Regions from separate parts of the Mus musculus genome. Here regions 2 and 3 are each linked to region 1. A link is a contact called in ENCODE Hi-C or POLR2A ChIA-PET data. All regions are on one chromosome and are shown on one strand. Each heading gives the region's core, a stretch centred on a gene start or an enhancer-like site at or near the end of the contact. The rest is flanking DNA. Distances are from core to core; before and after follow the strand shown.

The links. A loop is a pair of places that touch in the nucleus more often than their neighbours do. ChIA-PET counts read pairs that join two places held with the same protein, here RNA polymerase II (POLR2A).
Region 2: a map of left cerebral cortex shows a loop between it and region 1 (3-fold over the local background). The contact joins the promoter of Rnf217 here to the promoter of Hddc2 in region 1. A Hi-C loop is called at or near these places in 5 of 37 maps with a recorded cell type or tissue (gastrocnemius, heart and left cerebral cortex). POLR2A ChIA-PET finds 5 or more read pairs at or near these places in 1 of 5 experiments (embryonic stem cell).
Region 3: POLR2A ChIA-PET joins it to region 1 with 25 read pairs in embryonic stem cell. The contact joins the promoter of Ncoa7 here to the promoter of Hddc2 in region 1. POLR2A ChIA-PET finds 5 or more read pairs at or near these places in 3 of 5 experiments (Patski and embryonic stem cell).

Annotation. Positions count from the first base shown.
Region 1 is chr10:31,312,091-31,314,790 of GRCm38, reverse strand. It overlaps Hddc2 (HD domain containing 2), which reads right to left and starts at 1,386. Exons shown (of 6, transcript NM_027168.2): 1 at 1,308-1,386; 2 at 155-276. The coding sequence starts at 1,376.
Region 2 is chr10:31,608,436-31,611,135 of GRCm38, reverse strand. Rnf217 (ring finger protein 217) reads left to right here and starts at 1,411. Exons shown (of 6, transcript NM_001146349.1): 1 at 1,411-2,700. The coding sequence starts at 1,952.
Region 3 is chr10:30,801,905-30,804,604 of GRCm38, reverse strand. Ncoa7 (nuclear receptor coactivator 7) reads left to right here and starts at 1,279. Exons shown (of 16, transcript NM_172495.6): 1 at 1,279-1,776.

The DNA of each region.
Region 1 (2,700 bases), core at 137-2,636:
TCACACATATTCACCCTTTAAGGCCCTAACTTCTCACTTGTTTCCCCTGAGACCAACGCAGAATGTAACAGAAAACTTACTATAGTTTACAACTGAAGTCATCCTCACACAGAGTCCAGAAACCTTCATAAGCATCAATGTTCAAATAACTTACCTATCCTTGTTAAGACGGTCATCTCTGGTCACCATGGCCATAACTGCCATCCGGTACATGTGATCTGACACGCTTTCTGGCTTTTCGACATTTCTGTATACCCAGCCAGTCCGTGGAACTCTCTAATAAATAAGATAAGGAATTAAACAAAACACTATCCCTGGGAACAACAACAAAAAATGACAGGTGCTCTTCAAGAAAATGCCAGAGAATGGCCACAGAGCCACATGTCAGCTGAGTCGTGGTTTCAAACCTATTTTTTTAAAAATGTTTCATTTAAACTAATCATATCGATAAAAATCTGAAATCTCACTAGTGAGTGGACAATTCACAAATATACAAAAATGTTCAAAAGTATACAAAAGTCCAATAGTCTTTACTCTGTGCTAGTGAAGTATAACTATGGGATAATACACAAAAAGTTTTTAGACATAAAAGCAAAACTGGTGGTACGCCTGGTGGTACACGCCTGGAATCTAAGAACTCAACAGGTGAAGACCCAAGTTCCAGGCTGCCAGCCTGTGCTGTTCATCTGTGGTGTAGTTAGGAAAAATGCAAAGCAAAGCCCCAGTATTATTCCTAACTATGAGAGTAGTAGGTTTGTGCCGTCCAAAAACTCATTTCATACAATAATAGAATATTTTGTACATGCAACATGTGACAGACTCTCCAATTCTAACTCAGATGGCTTGGAGGAGTTTCCATGGCAGTCAAGCCTTTCACTACTTCTCAACCTGTGTAAGTCTGCATTTTCTCTGGGAGTTCTATGCATCTAACGAATTTCACAAATAGTCGCAGTGTTACAGAACAGCTCATCTTGGAACAAAGGGGGCTCTGCACAAGCTCTGCCAAGCAAGGGCTGGTGCACGCTGAAACCGATTTACTGAAACCAACAGTTCCGGAAGTCACGGTGATAGAGGAAGGTTTCCACAGCCTACGTGCAGGGGTTTCGGCTCCTGCCTTCCGCTGCCGCTCCGCAGCATCGCCATGGCCTGGGTTGTGGCCGCGCTGGGCATGGAGCGTGCACGAGTCCCCGGTCCAGCCTCGGCTGCGTACCCGCCAGCAACGCCGGGCTGAGCGAGGGAGGTTGCGTGAGGTCGGTGCCTGAGCTGGGCCGCACCGCCTCCCGGCCAAGCCGATCCCACCCGCTCACCTTGAGCTGCCCAACTAGACGCAGAAAACGCAACAGCCCGGCTCCAGAGCCGGACGAGGCCAAAGCCATGCTGAAGTGCATAAGAGCTGGGCGGTGTCAACCTCAAGCCCCTCCCCATTCCCCTTCAGCTCCTCCCCGCCCTCCTTCAGCTCCTCCCCGCCCTCCTTCAGCTCCTCCCCGCCCTTCTTCAGCTCCTCCCCGCCCTCCTTCAGCTCCTCCCCGCCCTCCTTCAGCTCCTCCCCGCCCTCCTTCAGCTCCTCCCCACCCTTTGGCTCCTCCTCACAGCCCCACTTCCTCCTTTGGTAGAGCACTTTCTCTGTACTAAGGTCTGTGCTCAGACTTTGGATGGTCTCTGCCCAAGTAACCATCAACTTTCACAGGAATCGCAGCTTGACGCTAAGGGCAGAAAGGCCTAAGGAGGATGAAGCTGGATAATGCCTGCAAACCTTGCTTCTTAGAAGCCCAGTGTCTGATTGGCAGGAAGAGCTAGCTATAAGAAGCTTCGCTTAACCAGTTTAACAAAGGCACTGGGCAAGCCTGTGAAGGGAGGCAATGCTTGGCAGACATACCAGGAAACTTTGGAGGAAGCAGGAAATGGGCTAGTAAGAGGAAGCCCATGGTGAAACCACAAGCATCCATTCTGCCAGGAAACTGATCAGGATCTTCCAGGACTACCTGACTAGTTTCCATTGACAATTTGATGGTACAAACTTTTAAATGCAGTTAATGGATATGGACAAATTCAAGCAGAGGGAGTCGAGGATATGAATAAGATTCAAGAAGAAAGAGAAATAAAAAGGAATTCCAATTTTATTTGTAACAAAGTAGGTTTATTTATTTACAGGGCCCTAAAAGGTGATGGTTCTAATGAACCATTGTCTGTTCTCGTTTCTCACTACTTGATATACCTACCACCTCTTCCATATGAGCCCGAATACTATACCGGGAACTATACTAGAAAATGTATAGTCATCATAGCATAATGTTGGTATAGAATGTTGCTCAGTAGATTCTACAGAACCCTGAGGCAGCATCCATGAGCAGCATCCAGGATTCTAAAGTCAGCTCTACAGAAGAAATGAAAAGTTGGCAGTATAGTGTAGCTGTGCATGAGGTCCCAAGTGCTCTCCAGCACTGAAGTAGCATCCATGAGCAGCATCCAGGATTCTAAAGTCAGCTCTACAGAAGAAATGAAAAGTTGGCAGTGTAGTGTAGCTGTGCATGAGGTCCCAAGTGCTCTCCAGCACTGAAGTAGGTGAGTGGTTTGTGTTATCTATAAAGCACAAGCTTCAAATGCCAGCACCACCAGGCTGCCTTGCTATGCTAAGGTCCTAGGTGTAGAAAGCCCTATTCCTGGTTTTATATATAGTCCCTATCTGCTTTCTCCCTATAA
Region 2 (2,700 bases), core at 162-2,661, 300 kb before region 1:
GGGATAGACTGAGCAAAGACCCACCATTATAGGATTGCGTTATGATTCCTCTGTGCTGTTGGGGACCTGTGAGTCCCAGACCTCATGCTAGAGGTGCCAGGCCCAGGAGTCAGGCACGAGAGGATTTACCTAGAGGAAGATGACATGTTGCTCAGAAATGCTAGCAGCATGTAGCAGGAAGAAGTCCTGGTAAGGAAAGAAAGGGCAATCCTTGAACAGGGAGATGGAGTCTTCTGGAGTCCCAGCAACATCCGTCCACTTACCTGTCTGGGCTTTCCAGCGGGTTGTGTTTCTGAGGTGGATACTGAGGATTGAGTGAGTGAGCTATCTCTCCAGGCTGCCTGAGTACCATTTAATCATCAAAAAATAGTTATTCTTCATTCTTGGGTCAGACTACTGAGTGCCAGGGCATCTGGCGGCAAGTCACCATGCTCTGGTGTACCTGAGCTTCAACCGCACCTGATTGAAACCCATGACCTTTGGGTCTCTGCTTGGTCAATACTGAATTCTTAGTTCCCTTGTAGCCTTTGCATTTGCCTTGGAAAATATTTTAGAACAAATCAATAACAACTTCAAGGTTAAAAAATAATCTACACATTTAACAGATTTTTCCTTTGACATGAATGTGTAAATTGAATTCCCTCCCTATTTTAAAAAAATAAAAATGGTTGGCTTCCCAAAAATGTTTTCATTGGCTTTAGAAAACTAAATCACACCAGTGTTTGGGTGACTAATACTTCCTGTAAAATAAAGATAGATCAACACATAATTAAGTTCTGGCTGAGATATAATTGTTGCCTTGGAAACAGTTTTGGGTATGAATATGGTTATGTTAATAAGTTTCCCTGATTCCTAATGATGATCCAGCTGATTAATCAGGCCAGGCTACCCACTTAAAGGGGTTCAGAAACAAAACAAAAACCAAACAAACAAACAAACAAAACCCCAAGAGCCCACAAAAATAATTCGCGAGAGAACACTGAGCAGAGGAAAAGCAGTAAATGTCAGATTAGTTATTCCTTAGTGCTTGTAAATATTATAGTTGGAGGAGCAGACGACAAGTGCTTTTGGGTTATTTATGGTTTTCGAAGATCCTTCCTATCGCACCAGGTAGAATGCACACCATCGCCTCTACTTCTCGAGCGTGACATCCCAGTGTGTTCTCCGTCCAGAGCCCAGGGTCCAGCAGTTTTTGTCGGAAGTTCTACTTAAAGCAGAGCACTAAGGGGCGCCTGCAAGCGCTTAAGCATTTGGCTGGGGCCGAGTGGGAATTCTTAGGGGTGAGAGCACAGCTCAGCTTAGATCACCCTCACTCCTGTGTGCGTGCGACTGTGTGCGTGGGCGCCCGCGCGCGTATGTGTGTACGTGTGGGGAGGTGTGTGCCAAAGGGGTGGGGTGAGGGGAGGGAGCAGGGCCCTAGGTGCTGCACGAGGAGAGGGAGGTCTCCCGCTTCTCCTCCAGGGACACCAGCCACTGCTTGCGGACTCGGCCACCTCTCGGTGACGCCACAGGCCCGGCGACCCTCGGGATCGCCGGCTGCGCGCCCCGCCGCGGAGGCAGGGATGGCGCGGGGCTGACCGTCTCCTCCCGCCTCCCGGGAACTCTTCCGCCCCACCCGGGACTCGCGGGTCCGCGGCAGCGCCGCGACGTGCATGCGGGCCGGGCCCCCTCAGCCTGAGGCCCTCGGAGTCCTCGAGGCGGTGCCCGGCCGCGCCGGACGAGGAGGAAGACGACGACTACGAGGTGGAGGAGGAGGAGCCGGCTGCCCGCACGCTGCGGCCCGGGAGCCCGGGCTCCCCGGAGGGCGCTTGGGGCGTCCCGGCCCCGGAGGAGGGATCCGGAAGCAGAAGGGCCGCCGCGAGTGGAGCGGAGCCGCTTGCCCGCGCTGCCCGGCGCCGGCTGGGGGTCCGGGCGGCTGGATGGGCGGCGGCGGCGCAGGCCGCGGGCGGCGATGGGCGAGGAGCAGAGCACGGTGAGCGGCAGCGGCGGGGCGCGGGCCTCTGGCGGAGGCTCGGCGGGCCAGCCCGAGTCCCCCAGGCCGCGAGGGGACCGCGTCCGGACAGCCGGGCCGCGCGCTGCAGCCTCCTCTTCACGGCCGAACGGCGGCGGCGGCGGCAGAGACCCGGGCTGCGTGGACGCGAGTGTCCAGGAGCCTGCGAGCAACCGGGCCCCGGCAGGGCAGCCCGCGCGACTGCCACTCAGCGGGCCCCTGGACCCCCAGAGTCTGGAACTGCAGCTGGAGCGCGAGGCGGAGGGAGCGGGGCCACGGGAGGCGCCCCCCGGCCAGCAGCCCCCCGACGGGCTGCTCCTGGACGTGCTGGCCCAGCGACACCCGCCCCCCGCCAAGCCGCAAGTCCTCTGCTCCGTGTACTGCGTGGAGAGCGACTTGCCCGAGGCCCCCTCCGCCGAGTCCCCGTCGCCGTCGGAGTCCCCACCTCAAGCACCGCTGGGGCCGATTCCCGCCAGCCCGCCGCCCTCCTTCCCCAGCTCCCCGCTGTCGCTCCCGGCTGACCCCCTTTCCCCCGACGGCGGCAGCATCGAGCTGGAGTTCTACCTGGCTCCGGAGCCCTTCTCCGTGCCTGGCCTATTAGGGGCTCCACCCTACTCTGGCCTGGGGGGAGTAGGGGACCCCTATGCGCCCCTCATGGTGCTGATGTGCCGGGTGTGCCTGGAAGACAAACCCATCAAGCCCCTGCCCTG
Region 3 (2,700 bases), core at 30-2,529, 510 kb after region 1:
GACCAAAGAATCTTTAAATTAGAAGCACCCCCAATCCCAACCATTTGAGTACAACTCCCCATTCTATTCAGACTTTCACTTTAGTGACAAACTATCCTTAGCATGTGATCCATCATGTACTTCCAGGGGAGATAATGAAGACAGTGTCATTGTTTGGCATTGCATTGGAAAACTTGGGGAACACTCTATCAGCAAGTCACCACTTTGAACACATACTCAGTTATACTTTTGCCTAAGAGAAAAGAAATCAAGGCCTATTTTATTTCTCGTCAGAACCTTGGGTTCATAGGCACAAAAGGGTGCTGACCGAGTTAAAGGGTGGGAACAGTACCTGCAGCAGAGCCTGCACTCAAGGTTGATACCAAAAGGGGTGTAAAGAACACAGAAAGAAGTGTCTCCTACTCAAAGCATAAACATGCAAACCCGATGTCAGAATTTACAGATGGTCAGTGCAAAACCAGGAAGTGATTCCATATTTGCATGACCATGTAACATCATCTGCTGCTGAAATCTCAGAGTCATGGCTGCTAAGGGCTTTGCTCCACCCTCCAGAGAGACTGGCAGTACCAAGAAGCAGCAGCAACCTGGGGAAGCCTCTATGTACTGTGTGTGTTGATGGCTTAGGACACACCTGTCACACACACACTTTTTTCTTCCTGTATTTAAGAGTGATCTTCACGATCAGATCCTCCGAGTCATCTTGCAGTTATAGCCACTGGACTGTAAAGGGAACAGCGTCCAATACAGGTTGGAAGCTCACAGAAACAGGGCCCTGGGCTCATACAAAAAAAAAAAGAAAAAACAAAAAAACCTTCCCACTCAGCTGCTCTCCAGCCCCAGCCAAGAGCCAGCTGAACTGCCCGTTGCTACATCGCATTGCCTTGGCTATAAGGTTTACAATTGGGCAGCTTATAGGATGTTGTACCGGGGACAGAAGAAGACAGTGGGCCTCTTTGCCAAAGGCAATGCTGGAAATGACAGAGGATGAATTTATGGTTGCCCCTAGTCCTAGAGCTGGAAGGTGAAGTAAAAGGACTTTAAGGCTCCAGCAAGGGCTCTAACTCCACATGTGCCCATAAGCGCTAACTTCCCTCCAAGATCCAGACAGGAGCCAGCTAAAAGGGATAAGATTAGGGGCCAGGTAAGCAGACCGTACTCGGTTCACTGACTGCCTGACCATCACAGCGTCACAAATGGCCGGGGCCTGCGGAGGCCGCGCGCGCAGCTCTCCGGGGCGGAGCCGCTGGGCCCAGGGTTCGGGGGCCCGAGCCACCTCGAGGCTGTCCAGCCTGCGGCTCCGAGGTCGCACGGGGCAGGCAAGATGTCGCAGCTGCAGCCCGCATCGCTAAGGCGGTCGGCTGAGCTCCCGGGTCCCAGCCGCAGCAGACGAGTGCAGCGCGCGCCCCGGGTCGGGCGGAGCTAGAGGCGGGCGCCGGGCTGGCGTCGCGCCACCGCAGCTCCCCGCCTTCCGCCCAGCTCGCGCCCGGCGCCCTGACCGTGGGTGCTGCTGCAGGTACCTGGGCGAGGCCTCGAGCACCCCGGCGGCGGCTGCTCGGGCCAGATCGGCACTCCGGAGCCCTTCAGGAGCGCACCCCGCAGCGCCTGACGCCTCCCTTAGCTCCTCCTCGGCGGGCGATCCCCTCCCCGGCCCTCCCCCTCCTCCCACCCCGGAGGATGCGCTTCCCAGCGCCCAGCGGCAGAGGCCACGGCTCCCAGAAATGCGTGCTCCCGAACCACTTCGCCCAGACCCGCGGAGCCCGCGCCCCCGCCCAGTAGGTAGGTCGCCGAGGCGGGGCCAGGCCTTGAAGGCTACCGGCTGCTGATGCTGCGGCCAGGAAGAACCGGAGCCTCCCTCCTGGGCTGCCGAGGTGTACTAATGGCGCTGGGCGCAGCCCCCGGGGGACCCGAAACGCTCTGCTTGGAACGTTCGAGGCCGAGCCGGGGCGCAGGGCCACTGGACCCTCCTCGCTAACAATCAGGGGACCCTCGGTTGGGGGCTGGGAGAGCTTGGAAGGATAGGTTGGCGCGGAGCTTCTTTGAAAGGAGACCGTTGCCTTTTTCTCGAGCTCAAGTAGATTGTGTCATTGCATTTTTAAAAAACAGGATCAGCAAATGCGTTCTTCCTGTTCTTTTTGCTAAAATGTAGACGACCACGGTTGTTGTTTTAGAGGTATTTAGGGGTGGTTATGAATTTTTGTGTAATTTACAGCTAGCCGAGTGGTATATAAAGTCAGTGGTGCAAACACTTTAACATTTTGGGTGTCAGTTTAAGGAAAGTCTTTCTAGAAATCAGATTACCTAGGTAGGTGATGGATGAGGCTGGCGTGTTCTCGTAGGATAAAGCTGACTGGAGCCAATGGGTTTGAGAGCTGCAAGTTTGATACAGGTGTCGGGAGTTGAGACTCTGAAAGATGCGCCAGCAGAGGCAGTCTTGTCTCCGGCCTCGCCTTCAACTCTGAGCTGACCCTTGCTTTTCTGAGAATCTGGTTGAGTCTTTTTTTCCTGTTCTTGAAATAAAAGTAATACATTAGGGCTTTTAATAAAATTGTTTCCTCTCAGGCTGCCGTTTTGGATTTTACGTTAAGCAATAAGGTTTAGAATTTTGAAAAAATTGTTATTGTAAGCTCCAATTTTATAAGCACTATTTCAGATTAAAGATTTTGGCTAACTGAATCAATATAAATACTAAGAGGACAGAAT